3 separate regions of the Mus musculus genome follow, and regions 1 and 3 are each linked to region 2. The links are chromatin loops, found by intact Hi-C in ENCODE. Cell type or tissue: heart. All regions are shown on one strand. Region 1 overlaps Eif2ak3 (eukaryotic translation initiation factor 2 alpha kinase 3). Region 2 holds the start of Gm30331 (a long non-coding RNA gene). Region 3 holds the start of Tex37 (testis expressed 37).

Region 1 (8,000 bases), 70 kb before region 2:
AAAGCAGGATCGTCCCGAATATCTCCTTCCACCAGTGCAGCAGGAGGATAGGGTCCTTCTTGCGGATGTTCTTGCTGTAGTGGGGGCTGTCCAGGAACCTGACTGTGATCTGCGTGCTCCGCTTATTCCTTTCTCTCTTGTAGTATGGCAGATAGTAACCGTTATCTGAGAAAACAAGCGTCACGAGGGGTTCTCTGTTAACACAACTGCAACAGTTCTGTTCCCCGCACTCCAAGACAGGGTTTCTCTGTGTAGCTCTGGCTCTCCCAGAACTCACTCTGTAGACCAGGCTGGCCTTAAACTCTGAGATCCACCTGCCTCTGCCTCCCGAGTGCTAGGATTAAAGGTGTGTCTGCCACCACCCAGCCAATTTAACTTCGTCTTAATTCTATTAATTAATTTCAAATAACTGCACGAGACAAATGACACTTACCGTATGGATACTGGAGGATTGAAAGTGCACCATTACTGTATTCTTCGTGGGAATACTTATCATTACTTAGACATTTGTCAAATTCATCAGACCCAACCAAGACAGGAGTCCTAGAAGGAGAATCTAAAGAGAACGTACACTATTAACCACGTGACTTCAATGAAAGGCATAGGCTCATTCATTCACTTAGCTGACATTTGCCCACAGCTCAGCTCAAGAACACAGGTCAAAGAGCCTTGCTACTGAGACATCCTTGCTACTGAGACGCAATCAGGTCCTACACTAGGAAGATGACCCACATCTGTGTGAAGCAGACAATTTGAGCTTAGGAGTAGGGAGATGAACATGGGTAACATAGTCAGACCGTATCTCAAAACAACAGATGCAGAAAGGGTCATTCATCCAAAGAATCGCTTAAGGGTCAGCACGTTGGGTCACTGGGTAAAGGCATCTAACATCGAAGCTTCAAACTTGAGTTTGATCACTCTAACCCACATAAATAAAATTAAACTCAAACAAAATTTTAAAAGAAGCCCTTCAAGTATAACATTTACAATAAAAACACGCAAAAGGTATAGAAAGAAAACTAAAGGATTTGGTCCAGTACTTCAATTTGTTTATTTGTCTCAAAAATATGTGATTACCAGGTAACTTGTTTACCTACATACACTTATTTTTCTGTTTTGTTTTGTTTTGTGTTTTGAGAGACAGGGTTTCTCTGTATAGCCCTGGCTGTCCTGGAACATGCTCTGTAGACCAGGCTGGCCTCGAACTCAGAGATCTGCCTGCCTCTGCACCACCATGGCCTGGCTTATTCTGTTTTAAATGCTTTGCTTGCTAGTTGGTCTTGGAGATGTGGTCTTACTGTGCCCTGGTTGGCTGGAACTCATTGTGCAGACTAGGCTGACCATGAACTAACAGAGATCCCACTGTTTCAGCCTCCCAGGTGCTTGGAATAAAGGTGCTGGGTTTGTTTGTTTGTTTGTTTTTTGTTTCGAGATAGGGTCTCCTGTCACCCAGACTGACTTCAAACTCACTATGTCGATGAACCTCCTGCTTCCACATTCAAGTGCTAGGAAGTTGCAGGCCCACGCTACCACACCTGACTTACCTAGTAGGCACTTCAGTAGTATTTGTAAAGTCTCTAAGTGACTTACGGATTAAGGGCTTCCATTTGATCGTCGGCAGAGGAATAATTGCATTTTCGCCATTTACAGACTCCAAGGCCTTTGGGCTTGTAGGGAACTTTTCTGAGACCCTGACGGACGACTGCAGGTACAGCTGGCCTCTGTACATCCCTGGGTCAACCACATGGTCAAAAACATGTCAGTCACATGATGGAGTTCTTAAAAGTTTGCTCTGATTTAATGCACTTAGACAAATGTTATTCCTTTGCTACATAGCTCTTTCCAGGGAAGATGCTCAAAGCATTTACATTTGACTCAACAAAACCGAAAAACATATATATATATAAAGCCTCTACAATGTTCCCCGAACTGAATAATAGCACCTTTTCAGTAACACAAAACCATTTCCACCAAAACATCAAAAAATAAGACTTTCTGTGCTTCCAACAGCCTGTAAAGGAAGTTTATCTAAACAACTCTAATGCCAGGGCCGTGATAACAGTGTGGCCAATGCTACAAGTCATGCTCATGTTTTACTTTATTTTACGAAAAGGAGGGCGCTCTTTATTTCCATGACTTGATTATTTAGTGATATATTTGACTTGTTCATGTTGTCAAAGACATTCGTTCCTTCAGATCATGGCATTTCATGGAGACTGGGTTGAAGTATGGGTGGCATGTAGTTTATATAATTTTGTCTCAATAACCCAAGCTAACCTAAACAGATACAAACATTTCAAAATGTATTTATGTGATATGCTCAGTAGTACAGAATCACAGGAGAGCTTTGTTTTTTTTCAGTTTAGCTGTAAAGATGCCATGAAATAAACAAACTGTGGCTTGCAGGAAGAAAGCAAACAGCACAGATGTGACGAGGTTTTCAGTCTCTAGAGTAGTGCTTCTCAACCTGAGGGTCTCAACCCTGGGGGTCCAACAATCCTTCCATAGGGGTTGCCACAACGATCAGAAAACACAGATATTTACATTACAATTTATATCAGTAGCAAAATTACCATTATGAAGTAGCAACAACAACAAATTTATAGTTCGGGATCGCCACATGAGGAACCGGGGGTCACAGCATTAGGAAGGCTGAGAACCACGGCTCCACAGAATGAGGGCATTTCTGAGCCTTTCTAACTTGTGTCTCAGATGAAAAGAACACAGTAAACTAATCAGGTTGCAGAACTGGACAAGCGGAAAAACCGCAGGAATACAAATCAAGGCACAGACGTTAAGGGAAAGTAAGGCAAAGAAAGTACTCGGAAACTAAGTAGAAAGGGCCGCCAGTGAAGCACGCTGGGCGTCAGTGGGCCTTTCCTGGCTAACGCTACCCACCTAAGTACACGCTGTTCTCTGTGGCTCCCCGAGCAGCCTCTACAATGTCTTCTTCGTCTCCCAAGGCTTCTTCGCTGGCTGTGTAACTTGTATCATCAAACAGGCTGATGGGGATGACCTTGCCATCCCTCACCAGCCAGGCGGACGCGATGGGAGTACAAAACTAGACAGAGGAGAGAAGCAGTCAGCAACGAAAGCGGAATTTACAGATTTCCGCTTGTAAATGCCTTCTCTCTCCCTCCCTCCTTCCCCTTCCCTCCCTCTCCCTCCTTTCTGTGAGTGTCTGTGTTCTCTGCAAGAGCTGCAGCTCCTCTTAGCCACTGAGCCATTTATCTCTCTAGCTTCTCCATCTTAATTTTTGATTCAGGTTCTCTTACAGGAATTACAGGATTACAGGAATCCACTGGTCAGACGGGGCCGACCAGCATGGACCTGCCTTTCTATGCCTTCCCTGGGCTGGGAACAGACCTGGAACCTCAGGCCTCGCTTTTCATGTTGTGATGGGGATCTGAACGCAGGTCCTCAGGCTTGCACAGCAAATACTCACTGACTAAACCATCTTGCCAGCTCCACAAAATGTCTCTTAAAGTCACAGTTTTAAAGCAGAGAAAAATACCTGAGATTCCAAAATGGCATTACCTCCCTCTAGTAATGTGTATGGTCAAACAAAACCTGGGGACAGAGCTACTGAGTCTGTGGTCTCGGATACCTGGTACTCCCATTCCAGGCGGCCTCCCTTCCTACTAAACGCCATGACCTTCCAATCAGCAACGGAAACTTTTATCACTGTGTCCAGCATGGTGGCTTCTTGTTCTTCCACATCTGAAATAATTTTAGAGTCTTCTTTGTTTCCACCCGGTTTAAAGGTGCTTTCAATGAATCCGGCTCTAGTTTCCATGTCTGGAATATACCGAAGTTCAAAGTGGCCAACACTGAAATTCCACCTTAAATTTATAAAGGTGTGTTTTAGAATCTTACGTTTAAATGAAGGGACCAAATAATACAGCACGCAAATAATACAGTACTGCTTTTAGACTGAAGAAGAAAATAGAACACTTTTGTGAGAAGACATCATCATAGCTTTTTTTGTTTGTTTGTTTTTTGTTTTTTTTGAGACAGGGTTTCTCTGTGTAGTCCTGGCTGTCCTGGAACTCACTTTGTAGACCAGGCTGGCCTTGAACTCAGAAATCCACCTGCCTCTGCCTCCCAAGTGCTGGGATTAAAGGAGTGCACCACCACGCCCAGCTCATCTTAACTTTTTGAAATGGAATGCAATGCTGATTTACACCACAAGAGGGCCTCAGAGAGCCGTGGCTGATCCTTTGCAAGCAGCTATTCTGAGGCCGTAGACAGTAAACACCTAAGGCCAGACGTTCTATCAAAAATTAACATGTACTTCATAAAACACAACAAAATCACATTAAAATGAGGTGACTTGCAGCCGGCCTTAATTTCTTAATTACCTGAGCACATGTCATTCAAGTGCAGCAAAGTACACCCCAACAAACCAGTGTAAAAGGCAAGCTGTATACATTACTTTTAGATTCCAATGGAACTTCTTCAATCACCTAAGCAAAACCCATTTTTGTTCTCTATTGACCAAGATATGACAGATGATTCCCTCTGTCCTAGATGTCTGTCTTATCCAGCAATGTTTTCTCTATAGTCAGGGAGCAGGAAATGCACACACATAATTAACTATAATGACAGTCACTAAGATTATAAAATGGTCTAGCTATGAATTTGGAAATGTTGATATATATACATCTATATTTATGTTTAAGGAATATGGAGATTAGATCTCTCTCTCTCTCTCTCTCTCTCAATAGAATTAGAGGCCCACGCTTGCTCTTTGGATTCTGGTAACTCACAAATCTACTAAACTGCACCTGTGCTCCCACAGAGCTCTCAGATTTAACAATCCCAGTAGGATAAACTCTGGCAGGCAAATACAAATCTCTATTCACAGGCCAGCAAAAACAGAAAAAAGGAAATACTTTCTTAATTGGGTTTGAAAGCAAATTTCAGGACAGATGCCTCAATTCTATTTCATCAGATGACAAAAGTTTCTAAGTGGTTCAGTTTCAAAATATCAAGATGGGATCTAAAGTGATTTTTTTTTTAACTACACAGGTGACTCAGAGCTTAGTATATCAAGCTGAGAAAGTCTGGACATGACAGAGGACCAGCGTATCTAACAGCTGAATCATATATTAAGTGGTAAATTACATAAGGGGCTCATTATTTGTTAGGTCAAATGAATGGCTGGTACTTTTAAAGATAGCAGAGTAAGTGACTACTCTGAAGCTGGGAGCTGGGACGGCAGATCAGTGATGGAACATTGCCTAGCGCGTGGGGAGAGCTGGGCTTGATCCTCAGCACTGCAAAAATGAAAAGGTAAATAAAATAAAATAGGGCTAGTGAGACAAACGACCAAGGCATCCACTAGACACTCAAGTGTCCTGCCATTAAGTAACTTCTATCAGTCATGTTACTAGGCCAAATGTCACTGACCAAGGACTAAGCTAAAAATACATTCACTCCATGGGACTCCTGGTTACCACACCTTGCAGCACACGATGTGATGCTGTTTGGCCCATTTTAGGCTTGAAAACCATCTTATAGTAAAGACTAACTAGGTTCATTCCTATTTATGATTAAATCTCTGCTTTGCAAGAATTGGGCTATGCCCTACCTGTAACCTTAATTACTAATGGTTTTGTTCTCCCAGTTCCAGGAATGGCAATCTTGTCTTTGTTTCAAAAGTTGTTATAACCATCTTGCAACCCTACTCTTAGCAAGGACCACCTCCTTGCAATCAGGTCTTTGTTTCAGGTCATTATGACTAACTTGTTATGTTTAAATCCTGTTCCTATAACCCTGCCAATTTTGCCTGTCAAACTCCCCATTTGTGGAAACCCCTACTCCAGAACTATAAAAACCTTGTCTCCCTCGTGCCCGATGTTGATCTCTTGAGCCCTGCCTTTATGGGTAGACAGAATGTGTATATGAATTTTAAAAAAGCTAGCTGTAACTAATGCAGCCATGATGATTTGGGTCTGTGGGCTTTCTCCTCACATCTTTGAGATTAACATAGGCATTCATTTCTCTTAAAAGTACATTGTAGCCGGGCGGTAGTGGCCCACGCCTTTAATCCCAGCACTTGGGAGGCAGAGGCAGGCGGATTTCTGAGTTCGAGGCCAGCCTGGTCTACAAAGTGAGTTCCAGGACAGCCAGGGCTACACAGAGAAACCCTGTCTCGAAAAACCAAAAAAAAAAAGTACATTGTGCTTTGGATTCACAGAATCTGTACAAAGGAAAGTCTTTAAGAAATCCTAGGTTTAATGGAGTCACATCCCCCTTTTTATCCACCTGCCTCTGTTGGGACTAAAGGTGTGCACCGCATGACCAGCTTTTGGAATTTCTAAATAACGCCATTCCTGATGTTCGGATACCCACTTCTCACTGCCGCTTCGAGGCCCGACAGCTCGCACAGTCTTCTGCGTACGCTGCAGAAGCAAGATGTCTTCCTCTTCTTCCATTTCATCACTATCCCATCGGCGACATCCCAAGGCAGAACAGATATACCTCAGCTGAAAAGACAGACATAAAATAAGTCAAAGAAGCAAGAAAGACAGCAGACAGATAGGCATAGACAGGCAGGCAGGCAGACACCCCACCCACCCACACCCTGTCTCTATGTAGCCCTGGCTGGCATGGAACTTACTTTTGTAGTTAAAGCTGGTCTTGAACTCAAAGAGATCCACCTGCCTCTGCCTCCCAGGTGCTAGGATTGAAATGTGTGCCAGTATGTCCAGCACACGATCTCTATAATTTGTTTTTTTTCTTGAGACAGGGTTTCTCTGTGTTGCCCTGGCTGTCTTGAAACTCCCTTTGTAGATCAGGCTGGCCTCAAACTCAAGAGATTTGCCTGTCTCTGTCTCTAGTGCTGGGATTAAAGGCACACACCATGCTGGGCTCACAATTTTTAAAAAAGTAAAATGAAATTAAAGAAATACCTAAGTTATGGGCATCTTTAGATTCCTAAACCGGAAAATGAGTTACTTAGAACCATGAAAGTTCCAACAATGTTTATTTCAGGGAATGGATGATTTTAAGGACTTATATAATTTGAGCCCTATTTTGGGGAATTCCATGGGGAATTCCAAAGAAGAAATGAATAGCCAATTGTATCTCTGCAGACACGGCATTACTAAAGCTCCGATGAGGCGAAAGAACACTCAGCCTCACAATCCCCACCTAGCGTTACGTATCCAGCTTTAAAACTCTGAGCCCTAATGTCTTTTGACTGAAGAAAAACAGAGCCTCCTTAGTTGGATCCAAACTGAAATCCTCAGAAAAGACAGAAACATGCTGGGATCCCAGACTTCTCGTAGCAGAACATCCAGGCAGAGAACCGCGGGACTGGTCAGCCCTGCTGTTTTACAGAGGAGAATACTAACATAAAGGGAGGCTGACAGCTCAATTTCAAACAAAACAAAGCACCAATGGCCATCCTGGATAGCATGGAATCCTTAATCCCCAGGCTGCGGAGAGCCTGGCTCCTGGAAGAGGGCCACTGAACTAGGAACCTTCAGGTTAAGAAGTCCTGCTCCCAGCCTTCCCTTTCTTTTTCTTTTAAATATTTTTTTAAAAGATTTATTTATTTTATGTATGTGAGTACATTGTAGCTGTCTACCCCAGAAGAGAGCATCAGATCCCATTACAGATGGTTGTGAGCCACCATGTGGTTGCTGGGACTTGAACTCAGGACCTCTGGAAGAGCAGTCAATGCTCTTAACCGCTGAGCCATCTCTCCAGCCCCCAGCCTTCCCTTTCATAGTGTAAATCTATACAGAAAACGTCTATACATCCAGGGACTAAGACTCTGGACTGTATCCCGGAGTCTTGCTGGAGAGAATCTAGGCCATCAATGACTTTACCATCAGCCTGATCTGAGGCAAATCTGACTTGGAGTTTCTGAATCCCTTAAAGGTCTCCATTTCCTTACTGTTTAGTGAGCGGCACTCTCTCCTTGGGCAATTTTATAGCCAAACCAGATAGACAAGCACCAATTATTCCTATCATCAGGATTATTACTA
Region 2 (8,000 bases):
CCAGGGATGCATCATCATCACCATCATTATTATTATTTGTTTTTTCGAGACAGGGTTTCTCTGTATAGCTCTGGCTGTCCTGGAACTCACTCTGTAGACCAGGCTGGGGTGGAACTCAGAAATCCGCCTGCCTCTGCCTCCGGAGTGCTGGGATTAAAGGCATGTGCCACCACGCCCGGCTTTGGGATGCATCATTATTAGTAAACAGCGGGAGAATTTATTAAGATTTTTTTCCTAATCCACTGCTGGAAAGGGGGAGTAGGCTAGTGAACTGAGAAAAGGCATAAACTCCAAATTCTTGGCCACCAGTTATGTTACATGTCATGTTACAGTCAGTTACATAGCACTTGATCTTTTGGGCATTTGTATCCTATGGGATTTTCTGGAGCTCTCTGGGCTACATGTAGCCCAGGTTGAGAAGGGTTTTCGGTTATCTTTGTCAACTGACTTTTAAAAATATGTTTGTCTTGACATCCCTTTCTTCATGGGCACATCACTAGCTCTTGTGTGAGACTCTGTTGCCAGGGAGATGTAAACAAATGTCTAATCACTCCATGTAGGGAATCAGTAACAGACCAAAATACTGATCAAAGTCCAACTCGGTGAACCCATGAATGTATTGGAGTTGCTCACAGGAATATGGGTTGAGAGTTGCTCACAGGAGCCGCTCTGACTCAAAAGTCCCACCCCAGTATGGGTGACTCCAGAAAGCGGGAGTCCTGGGGTTTTCTGTAGGACTGCAAGTAGAGGCCGGAGGTTGACACTGTGTGTCCTTCTCTATGGGTCTCCACTGAAAGCTTGAGTCAATCTTCCACGGAACCTGATGCTCACTGATTGGCTAGACTGGTGGGTGACTGAGCTCTGGCGATCCACTTGCCTCCAGGTGCCCAGTGCTAGGATTCTACATGTGCGCCATTGCATCCAGGCGTTGTGTTTGTTGGAAATGCCAGCTCGGGTCTCCATGCTTGCACGGCAGGCACGTTCCCAGGTCAGCTTTGTCTCAGGTTGACCAGAGCTGCCAAGGTCAGGTTTGTTTTTCTAGACATCTGTGCCCCCAGCACCCAGGTATGTGAAATGCGACTGTACCTCACTGAAGGAGGAAGTGAGAACGAGGCTGTGGTTAGCCCAGGCTGGGTCTAGGTTCTCCCGTGGATGTTTGGGTGGCAGCTCACCCCTGTTCCCAGCTGCTGCCCTTCTCAGGTGATGTCAGTAGCTGAACCATGAGTCACCGTCACGGGTTGTCTGTGTCTGTTCCCATTCTGTTCCTTGCCAGAGCAAACATACTGATACAGAGGCAGCTGGCCCCGGGTCCCAGAGCCGTGTTTACCTTGAAACGTGTGTAGTCTTTGCAGTGTGCCCATTATTGATTTACAGGTTGTCTGCTGACACACCTTGACGAGCCCCAGCTTCCTCCTCTCTTCACCGTCTCCCTATGCTCCCGTGTCCAAGTTTTCTGAGAGGAATCTTGCAGGGGACAGCCATCTGGGCCCAGGGTTTCTGCCTTTGCTGAATTCTCCTAACGTTGGTGGCTACTCTTAACATGCTAACTGTGTATTTCTCAAAGCGAGACTGACAGGGTGGGTGTTTTGTTTTTTATTTTTGTTTATTTTTTTGTTTTGAGACAGGCTCTCACTATGTAGCTCTGGCTGTCTAGGAACTCATTATGGAGACCAGGCTGGCTTCAGACTCACAGAGCTTTGCTGGTCTCTGCTTCCCAAGGGCTGGGATTAAAGGCGTCTTCCCCACATCTGGTCTTTATGGACTAACTGGCCAATTCTTCTCCAATTGTCCTCCAAATTTCATTTCCACATCTCTGCCTGCATCCTTACATCCAACCTAGATGTGCAAAGTAAGTTGAGTGTCTCTAGGAGCTCATACACTGTTCTCCAGACTCCCCAGCAATGCCGCAGGCTCTGTGCGACTCTAAAATGTGACCTTTTCAGGGCTGGAAACAAGTCTGAGTGTGTAGCCTTATTGTGTGGTCCTGGATGGCGGTGGCTCGACCTGTACAGCAGGCTGCCCTTGAACTACAGAAATCCACATGTCTCCACCTTTTTTTGTTTTTCATTTTGTTTTGTTGTTGTTTTTTTGTGGGGTTTCTGTTGTTGTTGTTGTTTTGTTTTTGTTTTGTGAAGACAGGGTTTCTCCGTTTAGAACTCACTGTGTAGACCAGGCTGTCCTTGAACTCAGAGGTTTGCTTGCCTCTGTCTTCTGAGTGTGGGGGGGATTAAAGAAGTGTGTCCCCACACCTGTCTTGTCTCACCCCCTACATGTCAGTCCCACCTCCCACCTGCCAGACTCCACTGCCCTGTTAGTCTCCTCTCCCACCTCCCTACCCACCACCCCCAGCATTTCTGGTTCTGAGGAAGGTTACATTTCATTTGTCTCCTTCCTGCTGGCTGCTCTCTTTGCCCACAGTGTTTCCTCTCCTTTTCTCTCAAGGATCAGCTGCAGTCCCTCCTCCCCTCTCACAGTGGTGTTTCTTCAGGCTCTGGTAACTCAGACTTGCCTATGGATATTGTCCCAGCACTCAAAGGGCATCTTTAGGTCATCTGACAGCGGCACACAGAGCCCCTCTTGGCTTGTTCTCATGACAGGGCAGGCTTAGCAGCCAGAGAGGAGAAAGTCATGCTGAAATCCACCCCCGTGCTTCTCACTGACAGGTCCTTAGCCTGGGAGAGACACACCCCAAGCCCATACTGTGGCCAACCAACTGTTCTTATTTTGTAGTTTTGTGAGACGTGAGTCTTTTAGATTCAAGCTGAGAAGGTTTCAAGAAAACGTCATCAAGCTAGTTATTCTGTGACCAAAGATTTTTGAAGGAAGTTCAACAGTCAGTTTGGAATTCAAACTGAATTCCGGGTGTTCACAGTGTGTTTCAAAGCATTCCCCAAGTTGGAAAAGCTAAGGACTTAATCATGAATGTTTGTAGAAACTTCCTGCAGTACACACACACACACACACACACACACACACACACACACACACACACACACACACACCTACCTTATGCTCACTCAACTCAAATGTGCTGGACAGCTGGTATTTTATACAATCCAGGCCCCAAATCCTTGTAAGGTACTAATTGTGGTAACTTGGTAAATATTTGATAGACCATTGAACCAAGTTTAAATAAATGTACTGTTGGATCGTTTTCAAAACCCTTGGGCCAGAAAATTTAAAGAAACTGTATTGCTTCAGAAAGTCTTCACAGCGGGGGAAACAGAAGAAGCTCACAATTTAAAAATATCTAGTCATCATTTCCTGTGGACCAAATCAGCCAGTCAGCAGGGGTTGGTCTGCCACCTGGTGGCTGTGGTAAGCATTGCGAGCTGATAAAGCCCACTTTGCATGTTGGTTAAATTGTAGATTGTAATATCTGGAAAACTTATCAGTCTCTGCACTATTTATTACAACTAAAATAGAAAAAAATCTGACAAAGAATATTTTATGCTACTTATGAATGTTTGCATATGAAGTTGTGATGAGGTAAAGAAAGAGACCCTACACTAAAATCTGCTGATGGTCTTATGAACTAAACATTCCATACATAAGGTCTCCCTCACAAGCTCTCGCTTCTAGATATTATCCTGCTTGGTGCTGGCACCACAGGAAGTGAAGCTTCAACTTCCTGTTCTTGCTGCCACGTCTTCACTCATGGATTCCCTGGAACTGGAAGCACAAATAAAAATTTTTTAATAAGTTGGTGTGTGTGTGTGTTTGAGAGAGAGGGAGGGAGGGGGAGGGGAAGAGGGAAAGGGAGAGAGGGAGGGAGGGGGAGAGGGAGAGGGAAAGAGAGAGAGGGAGGGAAGGAAGGGGAGAGGGAGAGAGAGAGAGAGAAAGGGAGGGAGGGAGGGAGAGGGGGAGGGGGAGAGGGAGAGGGAGGAGGAGAAGCAGAGGAAGAGGGAGAGGGAGAGGAAGGGAGGGAGGGGAGGGGAGGGGAGGGAAGGGAGGGAGGGGAGGGGAGGGGAGGGAAGGGAGGGAGGGGAGGGGAGGGAAGGGGGAGGGGAGAGAGAGAGAGAGAGAGAGAGAGAGAGAGAGAGAATGTGTGTCCACAGAGACTAGAAAAGGGCCTCAGAGAACTTGGTCATGGTGTTTTATCACAGCAACAGAAAAGTAACTAGGATAATAGGTATGCAATAATGTTTTCTTTCTTTCCTTCCTTCCTTTCTTTCTTTCTTTCTTTCTTTCTTTCTTTCTTTCTTTCTTTTTCTTTACTTTTCTTTTCCTGTTTTTTCTTTTCTTTTAATTGAGAGTAGAGTCTCACTGTGTAGTCCTGACTGGTCTGAAACTTGCTTTGTAGACCAGGCTGGCCTTGAACTGAGAGACATCTGCCTATCTCTGCTTCCCAAGTGCTGAGATTAAACACACACAGTGTGGATATAATTTCTCATTGAGGTCTTCATATACATTTCCTAAGGCCTAGTAATGTTGACCATATTTTCACATGCTTTTTTGACACCACTATGTCCTCTTCTATGGAAGGCCATTTTTATGTTATACTGGTTAGTTGTTGGTGGTGGGGGTTTTTAAAGAATTATTTTAATTTGTGTGTGTGTGTGTGCCCATGGAGACTAGATGAGGCCATCAGAACATCTGGAGCTGGAGTTATAGGCAATTGTGAGCTACCTAGTGTGGGTTCTTGGAACTGAACTTGGGCCTTCTGTAAGAGCAAGATATGCTCTTAACTTCTGAGCCAGCTTTCTAGTTGAAAATGTTTTGTTTTGTTTTAAGACAGGGTCTCTAAGTAGCCCTGGCTGTCTTGGAACTCTCTCTATAGATCAGGCCGGCCTCAAACTCACAGAGATCTGACTCCTTTTGCCTCCCAAGTGCTAGGATTAAAGTCATGTGCCACCTAGACAATCTGGGAAGAGACTCTTTTTTTTTTTTTTTTTTTTTTTTTTTTTTTTTTTTTTTAAGACTTATTTGCCTGGCGGTGGTGGTGCACACCTTTAATCCCAGCACTTGGGAGGCAGAGGCAGGTGGATTTCTGAGTTCAAGACCAGCCTGGTCTACAAAATGAGTTCCAGGACAGCCAGGGCTATACAGAGAAACCCTGCCTTGAAAAAAACAAAACAAAACAAAAACAAAAAACCCAAACAAAGACTTATTTATTTTATGTAGTAAGTACACTGTCACTGTCTTCAGACACACCAGGAGAGGGCATAGGATCCCATTTCAGATGGTTGTGAGTCATCATGTGGTTTCTAGGAATTGAACTCAGGACCTCTGGAAGAGGAGTCAGTGCTCTTAAACTCTAGCCTGGGAAGAGACTCTTAATTAGAAAGGTATTTGCCATAGCAACATGAAACTAAGACATGTGTTCCCCCATTTTATAATTGACTTTTGTGTTGATTTTACTATTGAGCCCTAGTGATCACATATCCTTTAGATCCATATGGTTTATACTCCAGCTGTATTGCTATCTCTCTATCTCTATCTCTATCTCTATCTCTGTCTCTGTCTCTGTCTCTGTCTCTGTCTCTGTCTCTGTCTCTATCTCTATCTCTATCTCTATCTCTACATCTGTAGTTAGTTTCACACAACAAGGTACAAAGTCTTTTATGGAGCAAAAGTTTTAATTTTGGTGAAGTTCAATTTATCAGTCTTTCTTTTACAGATTATTTTTAGCGCCCACTTAAGAATCCTTCCCCAACTAGAACGGGGACCATGAAAAAGGAAGAAGAGATCTTAAAGGGGCAGGAGAAGGATTAAAAAGAGCAAAAGAATTTCTGTGAGACGAAAGCAAAGGAGGGCTACCTAATTTTATCCCACACTTCCTTCCTGCAGTTCATGGGCTCCCAAGGAAGAGGACTGTTCTGACTGGAATGTGACGTGTCAGCCACAGGCTCATATGTTCGGACTCTTGGTGCCAGCTCACGGTGTTGTTTAGAGAGGACACACGTCCCTGGGGTGTGGGATTTACTGATGGAAGTACATGACTGGGAACTGGACTTTGGAGGTTCTATCTGCCTCTGGTTCTAGTGTAAGCAATCCCTGGTGCTCCCATGTGAACAGGCAGGACCCCCCCCCCCCCGCCCCCAGCTCTTCCTCTCCCACCGCCATGCCTCTGAGGATGGACAGGGGATGTGAGTCCAAACAACATTCCTTTCCTCCAGCCCTTATGTCAGGTCTACCTCACAACAAGGAATGTAGCGAATGCAGTAACTCTAGCTCAAGGATTTGGGTCTCAGACTAAAGAAAACCTGCCAATGCGAAATGATTCTCATCCGCTGAAGATTCTGGGTAAGTCTGGTTGGAAACCTAGGTAGGTGTCCAATGCCCGACCTGCACGACCCCAGCTACGGATGTGGACCAACACAGAACTGTGACCTTAGCTGAAATCTGACTTTTGTTTGTTTGTTTCTGTAGCTCCGTTGCATGATTCCCCAGCGTGAGCCTTGCAGATGACAGTGTTGTGTTGCAGTGACACAAAGGTATTGAAACTACCTCAACCCTGGGCTCGGAGCTGCAGGCTGACAGAGGGAAGCAGAGGCCTTTGCTTGGTGACTGGGAGACATTGCAGATGCTTCTGGCAGATGTCTGGGCACAGAGGTAAAGTCCATCTGAAGCTGGAGCTAGCCCAGAGGCAGAGTCGATGCTGAGCAAAAGCATGTCTTTTGAAATCTATTCAAGCTGAGGTGAAAATGATTTGGTTTGGGGAACCAAGCCATCCCTATGGCCACTTTGAGCCAGGTTTTGTTACCTAGAAATGAAGGATTTTCATATTGAAGACTTCCCTAGAAGGAGCACCTTACCCTGGGAAAGCCAGAACCAGCAAGAATGAAGGGACAGGAGCCACAGATGTAGGCCCATCCCCTTTTAACTTTGGGGCAGGTGAGCAAGAGACCCAAGGGAATGGAAGACCTGACTGGACTCTGGCCAGCTCAAGCAGGCCAAGCATAGCTCTTGCAGGCCTTGCCCTTCTCCCCATTCCCTTTGCATTGCAAAAAGACAAAACTAACCAACCAATCAACTAACCAAACCAAACCAAACCAAACCAAACCAAACCAAACCAAACCAAACCAAACCAACCAACCAAACCAAACCAAACTAAACCAAAACAAAACTATTAAATTACAGACCTAAAGCTAGCCACCAAGGTCTATTCCCTTATTTGGTCACTTCCTTCTCCTGAGGTCTTCTATGTGGGTCTGGCTATAAAGTATTGAAGTCCAGCGATCAAAAGCCCCCTTTTGCTCACCTAATTAACACTCCCAATTAAAATTAACTACCTTATCCTAACATGGGGCTTTCCACTGAACCTTTATAAATTACCATTTTCCTACTGCCATGTCTGTCTCCTCTCTATCCAGTCCCTTATTTCCACCCTGGACAAATGCTTCCCCCCTTACCCCCCTCCACCCCGCACCCTTTCTCCCCTCTCCTTTGCTCCCTTCCCCCTCTTCCTCTTCCTCTAGCTTCTGTCTTTGTCCCCTACACCTGCCCTTTGTTCCTCCATGACAAAGAAATCTCCTTTGTGCCCTGAGCTTGGTCTTGCGGGTCCTGAGCTGAGACCTTTCCTTTCAATAACAAGCTCAGACGCTCAGGCTTCCTCAACAGAAAGCTCTCAATTGGTGTGGCTTTCTCCACAGGCTTTCAGAGAGATGCTGGGTGCTCAGAGAGTGCTGACGCGGGGAAGCCTCTGAAGAAACCTCCTCCGGACTGGCTTCCGACCAAAGCTTCAAGACTCTCCTTCCTTCTATCTCCAATATCTGCCCTTTACCACACAGAGAATGACACTTAATACATCTTTTCCCTGGGGGCTGTCATCCTGCTCTGGTCCTGTACTCTAAAGGCCTTAAAGTTGTGTATTTTAAACCACTCTCTGCCAGGGCTCATAAAACCAGGCCTGCAGATCCCCCAACCTGCTCTGTGCTGCTCTAACAAGAACAGAGAACATGAACAACATACATTTCTTTCTCATTGTTCAGGAGGTTGGGACGTCTATGATAAGTCTGGCGTTTGGCAAGGGCTATGGCTTATTGTCACATGATGGA
Region 3 (8,000 bases), 110 kb before region 2:
ATGCATGCCTTCAATCTCAGCACTTAGGAGACAGAGGCAGACATATCTCTTAAGTTTGAGGCCAGCCTGGCCTGCAGGAGGAATTCCAGTACAGGGCTACACACAAAACCTCTTTCTCTGGGAAAAAAAAATTAATATTCGTGCTTCTCCCCTGCCTTCCCCATCAAATTTTGGTTTGGAGAATCTGGGATGGGGCAAGGCAGTCTCTATTCATCGTCACCACTTGAGGAGTACTGGCCACATGCTAAGATCCTCACTGCCAACATTTCTGTGACTTTTCCTCAGCCTCCCCTTGCCTGCTCTATGTTCTGAGGTGCGAGCAGGCCGGCTGACCCTAAAGTGACTTGCTGGTCTGTCAACACCACTCCCAGGGAAGGTGCTCTTCTCTCTACCTTATTCCAATGTGATGGCATAAAGGGAGATGCTCTCTTGAGATTACACATCGGCAGCCAGGTCGAGCACGCAGAGAATGAAGGTGTGACTTACTGACCACCTTACCCTTTCAACATCTAAATGGCCTGACCCAGCACTGACCCTGGACACATGGCCCAAAAAGCATTTGAAAGAATTTAGGAAAGTTGACAGAGGAACCAGGAGGCAAAATAAGCTCAGATAATATGCTGCAGTGATGGTTGGGCGAAATAGATCTCTCAGAAGCAGTGTGCTTTCAGCTCTTTGTGGCATCAACTCCTTTCCATTATCTCTGCCATCAGGAGTAGCAATGGGACCTTACTGACCACCCTCAGGACACAATCCTACGCTTATTATGGGGTAGAGATGCTGACAGCTGTCATTTCCATTTCGTTTCCAAGCTTTTTATTTTTCTTATTTATTTGTCTGGTTTTTGTTTGTTTATTGTTTCTCATTATGGATGGTTGTGAGCCACCATATATTGCTAGGATTTAAACTCATGACCTCCAGAAGAGCAGTCAATTCTCTTAACCACTGAGCCATCTCTCCAGCCCTTGTTTCCAAGATTTTAGGCAGGAAGACCTTATCTATTTATCCTCAAAGATATCAAAATTATATTTTACTATCTTCACGAAATGTTTTTTTCTTCTTCTCATGGTCCTGGGCATCTTTCCATAGCAATCCTTCTGATGAATTATTTTATTTTCTTTAAATATCACTAATGTTTTATAATTTGCATGCATCTAAATTAGTGTTAGTTTCTGTAAAAGTAGATTTAGGTACATACAGATTTTTGTGATTTTGAGTCATAATGAACCATATCACGCCTCTCTTTGCATAGGGGATCAATTGTTGCTGTTAGACGACATATAGAGAGGCAAGTGCTAGATGAAAGACTAGAGCCTTGGCCTTTTGAGCAGATATAGCCAATCACCTTCAAAGGTTATGCCAGTTAAGACACCTAATAATATTGCATGAAGAAGCAACATGCAATTCTTCATTTCAATTCATTTCAGTACAGGAAACTATACATCAGGAAGCAGGTGTAACTCGGATTGGATCCTTTTTAAAAAAAATAATAAATTTCATATAGCTCAGGTTGACCTGGAACTCACTTTATAGATGAGAATGTCATTGAACTCCTGATCCTCCTGCCTCTACCTCCCAAGTGCTGGTGTTGCAAGCATGCACTGCCATGCCTAGCTTCTATGATTGGATAAGTTTAAAATTTTTATTTTATTAAGTAGTATATTGTTTCATATATTGATGTGTGTGTGTGTGTGTGTGTGTGTGTGTGTGTGTGTATGTGTGTGTGTTGATGAGTATTCATTCACATGTGTGGTCAGAGAACAACTTTCACAAGTCAGTTCTCCTATCATAGGAGTTCTGAGTATCAAACTCCGGTTGTCAGGCGTGGCAGCAAGCCTTGGCCAGAGATCTCACTGGCCCTGTAACTGGATAGCTTAATAACGTGACTGTTAGGCAGGAGAAATAAGTTAAACCTAAAGACACAGCGGTCTCCGATAGTAGACTAGGAAGATAGTTGGTTCGCTTGTGTGTTTTTCTTAAACAATGTCCGTGTTGGGCTAGGGAGATGGCTCAGTGGTTAGAGTGTTTGTTACACTTGCAAAGGACCCAGGCTTGAGTCACAGCACCCCACTTAGTGGCTCAAAACCATCTTTAACACCAGTTAAAGGGGAACCTCACACCCTCTTCTGGACTCTTCAGGTACCAGGCACACAATGCAATACACATATGTACATGCAGGCAAGATGCTCATACACATAAAATAAAATAAATGCATCTTTAAAAACTTATAATGCTCGAGGGCTTTAGAAATGGCCCAGTGGTTAAGAGCACCGACTGCTCCTCTAGAGGATCCGGGTTCAATTCCCAGCATCCATGTGGCAACTCACAGCTATCTGTAACTCCAGCTGCAGGGAATCCATGGCACTAGGCATGCACATGGTGCACATATATAAGCATGCAGGCAAATACTCATGCACATAAAATAAAATAAATTAATCTTTAAAAAAAATTAAGGATCAACTGGGCGGTGGTGGTACACGCCTTTAATCCCAGCACTTGGGAGTCAGAGGCAGGCGGATTTCTGAGTTCGAGGCCAGCCTGGTCTACAAAGTGAATTCCAGGACAGCCAGAGCAAAAAAAAAAAAAAAAAAAAAAAAAAAAAATTAATGATCATGTTTTCAGTATGTTGAAGCATACTAGAGATGGAGTAGCTTTATTACTTCTCAATACTGAATATTGAATTGAAGGCCTCATGCACGCTAAGCTCTACCACTGAATTATAACCCCAGCACTCTTTTCTTGTTATCTTTGCTTTTTCTTTTAAGACAGACTTGTCCTCATTATGTGGCCCAAACTGTCCTTGAACCTATGCTCCTCCTACCTCAGCCTCTAGTAGGCCTACCTAACCAGGTGTGGTTCTGATACACATATTCCGTGAGGTTATTCTCAGGAAGAAAATAACGTAGCTCAACTGTAGTTGCCGAGTGACCCTGAGCTAGCCATGTGTGGTAAATCCCATCTAACGAGGCTGAGGGATGACGCCCAGCTAGCTGGTAATACATCATTTGGGAGGTTGTCTCTGAACGTGTATCAGATAGAGTAGCATTTCTGACTATACTGAGACCACGTTACTTCCCAGTGGGGGTAGCACCGTCCAATCCACTTAAGGGTCCACACAGAGCAAAAAGAGAGAAGGCTGTCAGATCTCTTTGAGTTTTTGTTTATCTGTTTTGCCACAGTGTCTCACATAGACCAAGGTGGTTTCCAACTCACTATATAACTAAAGATGAACTTAAATTCCTCCTGCTTCCACCTCCTCTTTTTGTGCTAGGACAAAAGGCCAGTGTCACCCTCCTGGACTGTGTGGAAGAAAGTTCCCATGACAGAGTTTTGAGGCTAGTGAGGTGTCTTGGCCTTAACTGGCTGCGCTATCATGCTATCTACCTATCTGTCTGTCTGTATCTCTATCTATCTGTCTATCTGTCTATCTATCTATCTATCTATCTATCTATCTATCTATCTATCTATCTATCTATCTATCTATCTATCGAGACAGAGTCTCTCTACATAGCCCTGGGTGTCCTGGAACTCACTATGTCACAGAGACCTGCTTCTCTCTGTGTGCCTCTTCAATGCCAGGGATAAAAGGCATGTACTAGCCACGCTTGGCTCCGTTTGTGAGCCTTAAATAAACTTTATTATAGTCAATTATTCTCATATTTCTATTTAATTGTGATGTCTCTAACAATGCACGGTGCCTAACTTATAGATGACACTTTTGTCATAGTTCTGTCCACGTAAAAGGGGAACTGTATCTAGGGTGTGTTGCTCAGCAGTTCAGGGCTCCTTTGGGATGTACCTGCTAGATATTTTACTGAGCAACGAAGTGAGAGGCCTCAAGTTCTTAGGCCTCTTTAATAATTGCAGGGACTCTTGACAGTATTTTTTTCCTACACAATGAGCCCCCACCTGCCTTGCGTTGTCCAAGCACCTGGAAAAACTCTGGACCGCTGCTTTCTCCTATATGAACAGCAGGGGGCGACATTAACGACGCGGTTTCCCGTTTCAGTCCTAAGAATCCTGAGCTGCTAGAGAAGTGGCTTCAGTGTAGATTACTCTAGGGTTGGCGACAAAGAAAGGAGAAGGCAGATAGCAGGCCAATAATCATGAATCCCAGGCAACTGAAACACAGGCCCCTCGGCTGCTCCTGGAGAAACCCAGACCTTCGGGGACCCTCAAGGGCTGCATCAGGACTGGGAAAGGACAGAGCCTGTGTGCTCCTTGTGCAACAGCATCGCATGGGCACAGATGCTCTGTCATTTCCACAGCAGTCTCCTTGAAAGCTAACGATCCCCTGCTGTGAGAGAGTGCAGCATCCTCACTAGATAGCGCATCCTAGAGACATGGCAATCCCACCTGGATCTTAACCAGACCTCTTCCTCTGGCCCCGCTGGGCCCTGCATCTGCCTTACCTGGTTGTTTGTTCTTGAAGTGAAGGGGGCTTAATTTGTGCGGAGAGCCTGGGGACAAGGCCCTACTTTGGGAAATGCCTGTTTGGTGCCACGCCCTCCAGGATCTAGGAGAGGGCATTGTGCTTTGTAATGTGGCCTGGTTGTTTGTGTTTCGGGCGCTCGGGGAAAGGCTGCTCCTAATTAAAGGCATAAATGCTTTAATCTCTGGCCTGGAGGCTTCCCGTGGCGCATTAGCCCTTCTAGGGAGGAAGTGGATTGTAATCCCTTTAATAGAAGCCTCGAGGAACTAGGGCTCCTGAGTTGGAAGAATTTCCTCCTGACCTAATGATATTAACAGGCTGAATTTGCATAAACAGAAATTTGGGAACCCGACTCTCCCTCTGAGGTACAGGGGTTGAAGTGGGATTCACACTAAGAAAAGCGTTGGGGGCATTCTGCAGCTCCTACAACTGACTAGAGTCGGGAGTCAAGTAGCTAAACGCAGAGAACTTCTTTTGCTTGTCACAGCCAAATCTGTGAGTGTGCTTGGGCAAGTGTTTTCTCAATTTGGAGGTGACTATTGTCCCTGGGGGGAAGGGGAAGGGACGAGACTGAAGAACAAATGGTGTTCTTGAGATCCTTGGTTGCTCCTGCTATCTGGGTTATTGGAGCCTGTCCACAAAGGTCACTCACTCTTCAGCCTTTTAAGTTTCCATTATGTTTTCAACCTTTTAAGTGTTGTTTAATTTAGCACAACCACGTTTCTACAGTCCTTTTGGTTACTACATTTTTACTTCATATGTCTTACCCTACCCTACACAATGCACCACACGTACACACCCAGGATGGAGTTTCTGGAAGCTGAGATGGGAAGACCCTTGAAGTGAGGATCAGCTTGCACAATGCAGGGAAAGCGATACAAAATGAACAAGACAAAATTTGCTTCCTGGAGTATTTTTTCATCCCTTGCAAATGCGAATGTAGAAAACACACATTTGCATGTCAGTAAAGTATATGATAATAAGCATTATGGGAAAAAACATGTTTCATACTTTTGTTCTTGAGAGGCATATAACCCTGGGCAGTAGTACTACACCCCTTTAATCCCAGAACTTGGGAGGCAGGGGCAGGTGGATTTCTGTGAGTTGGAGACCAGCCTGGTCTACAGAGTGAGTTCCATGACAGCCAAGGCTACCAAGAGAAACCTTGTTCAAAAACTTGAAAAAAAAAAACCGAGGGGGCTGGGGAAGCTCAGTTAGGGGATACAGTGTTTACCACACTAGCATGAGGGCCTGAGTTCAGATCCCCCACTGGGCACGGTGGAACACATCTGTGCTCTCAATGCTGTGGATGCAGAGGGGCAGAACCCTCCAGCTCACTGGCTAACTAGCCTACCCAGATTACACCCAGTGAGAGATCCTGTCTCCAAAGCTATGGTGGGGAGTGGTGCTGACCTCTGGCTTCCACATGCATATAAGCATGCTCGTGCACGCACACAAATATATACCACGTGTACACAAGGGGCGTGCTGTATTGCATTGCTAAATTTAGTAGAGTGTGATCATTTGTGCTGTTGTCTGTGGTAAGAAAGACTGACGAACACAGGGTTTCAGTCCCCAGTGAAGGACTCTGGAATGAAGGAACCTGCCCAGGCTTCATGAACAACACCCAGATTCTCGTGCAGGCTGCTCTCCTAAGTGCCAAATAAAAACCAATCATTTCTCACTCTGCCTCTGCATTTGGCAATCGCGCTTGTCTTTTTGTGACTAGTTTTTGAGCTCAGCATGTTTTCAAGTTTCATTCCCTCTGTAGCACGGCTCAGAACTTTGTTCCTTTGTGGCACTGAGTGACACGCCTTTCATTCTGTATGCTTGAACCATTTGGGTGACCCCCTTCAGCAACTACTGGCCAATTAGGCACCGTGAATTCTGCTGCTATGCACAGTAGCACCCAGTACCTCTGCGTCTCTGCTTTTAATTCCTCATACTATAGGACTATAAGTGAATTTTCCAGACCACATCGCTCTTTTCCATGTGTTTTCAAAACAATTATTTATATCTGTATTTTCATGTGGAGGTCAGAGGGCAACTTTCAAGAACTGGCTCTCTGTTCCACCATGTAAATCCCAGGTTCAAACACAGGTAGTACCATTTAGGGGCAAGCATCTTGTGTGCCCCTGTGCTTACCTTTGAAGATACTATCACCAACGGTGTATGAGATTCTCAACAACACTTGCTATTTTCTGCTTTGGGTTTTTTGTTTGTTTGTTTGTTTGTTTTTAAATAGCTTTGTTAGTACAAGTAAAAGAGAAAAAGCTTTTGACAAATAGGTTGAGCCAGGTTCTAAGATGATGGAAACCTGCCAGGGCATGGGTTTGGTTAAACCTAATCTGACGTCATCAACCAAATGCCCCTCCTGGCAAAAGCTTGATGTGTAGAGTCTTGAAAGCATCTCCCCTCTGGTGTCATACAGTCAGCCAGGTTTATTCTGATCCAGTTGGTCCAGATGTCCTGAGACTCCCGGAGGGGTAAGACAGGGATAGGGCAACTGACATGAGGAGAGCTGACTAGCTACCAACATCACAATGACCAGACAAGATGAACAAAGCAGTTTCAATTGTGTAGGTCAGGGCTGGTCTCAGGGGGTGATAAGTCATCAAGGCAGTGCCAACAGGACTCTCCATACAGCTGGGGCACCTGGGGTTGAAAGGGCAAGAACATCGTGTCTTGCCAAAGGAAAAGGTAGGTTTGGAACTAAAGTGAAATCCTGTCTGTATTCAGAAAAGAGGAAACATGGGATATCAGTTGAGGTCTGGCCGGTACCACAGCCAGCTGACCAGCATGGACAGAGTAGTCCTGGGAATGAAATGAGGGAGCGATTGCTGGGGATGTAGCTTAGTTGGTGGGGTGCTTGCCTAGTATATGAGGCTCTGAATTCAATTCCTAGCTCAGCATAGCCCAGACATGGTGGTGCACACTTACATTTTGGTTACGTTTGTTTTTGTCTTTGAGACAAGGTCTCTCTATGTAGCCCTGGCTAGCCTAGAACTCACTATGTAGACCAGGCCAGCATTGAACTCGCAGAGATCCACTTGCCTCTGCCTCATATGGGCTGAGACTGAAGCTGTGTGGTACACGTTTCTAATCTTAGCATTCAGGAGGTTGAGATAGGAAAATCAGAAGTTTGAGGTAATTCTCAGCTACTTAGCAGCTTTGAGGCCAGCCTGGGCTGTATGAAAACCTATCAGAGAGGAAAGGAGGGTAGGGGAGAGAGACAGACGGACAGACAGACAGACAGAGATACCCACAACATGGTTTCCTTGAAGATTTCAGGGTTGATCATGAGAGACAGGATTGGCTCTTCATGTTTATCCTTATTTGAGAATGTGACTCAACGTTCTTTATCTTGGACATCCTGTTCTGAACTGTTGGAGCTCCAGATCTGGGCCTGCCTCCTCTAGACAGTGTGAGCCCTGATTCCCACTGGCTGAGATCCCACTGTATCACATCTCTGCAGTTCAGCATCAGCAAGCTTGAAATGGCCGTGCTGGGGATTTACACCACAAGGATTGGTGGATGCTGTAAAGTCATGGCTTCTGCCCCTTGGTTG

Evidence for each region. Hi-C counts contacts between places; a loop is a spot of excess contacts. Peaks named below come from ENCODE experiments on the same cell type or tissue, not always from the same donor. Only the 100,000 strongest peaks of a DNase experiment are listed, where the experiment ranks them.
Region 1: a loop joins it to region 2, with 8 times the contacts of the local background. A loop is called at or near these places in 37 of 42 quality-filtered maps.
Region 3: a loop joins it to region 2, with 5 times the contacts of the local background. A loop is called at or near these places in 9 of 42 quality-filtered maps.

The regions. Positions count from the first base shown.
Region 1 is chr6:70,877,326-70,885,325 of GRCm38, reverse strand. Eif2ak3 (eukaryotic translation initiation factor 2 alpha kinase 3) reads right to left here. Exons shown (of 17, transcript NM_010121.3): 4 at 6,358-6,491; 5 at 3,608-3,842; 6 at 2,899-3,061; 7 at 1,591-1,731; 8 at 434-556; 9 at 1-165. Among named protein-coding and RNA genes, the nearest start is that of Gm23346, 26 kb to the right of the region's middle. In heart, CTCF peaks have their summits at 3,966 and 4,199 (motif pointing right); a DNase peak (open chromatin) is centred at 4,185.
Region 2 is chr6:70,807,356-70,815,355 of GRCm38, reverse strand. Gm30331 (a long non-coding RNA gene) reads left to right here and starts at 565. Exons shown (of 5, transcript XR_869164.2): 1 at 565-846; 2 at 5,791-5,986; 3 at 6,120-6,246; 4 at 6,373-6,555; 5 at 7,596-8,000. In heart, a CTCF peak has its summit at 3,320 (motif pointing left); DNase peaks (open chromatin) are centred at 2,605 and 3,315; H3K27ac peaks cover 1,224 bases.
Region 3 is chr6:70,917,976-70,925,975 of GRCm38, reverse strand. It overlaps Tex37 (testis expressed 37), which reads left to right and starts at 7,054. Exons shown (of 4, transcript NM_028825.3): 1 at 7,054-7,132. In heart, a CTCF peak has its summit at 3,970 (motif pointing right); no DNase peak of the experiment used is centred here; H3K4me3 peaks cover 575 bases; H3K27me3 peaks cover 1,509 bases.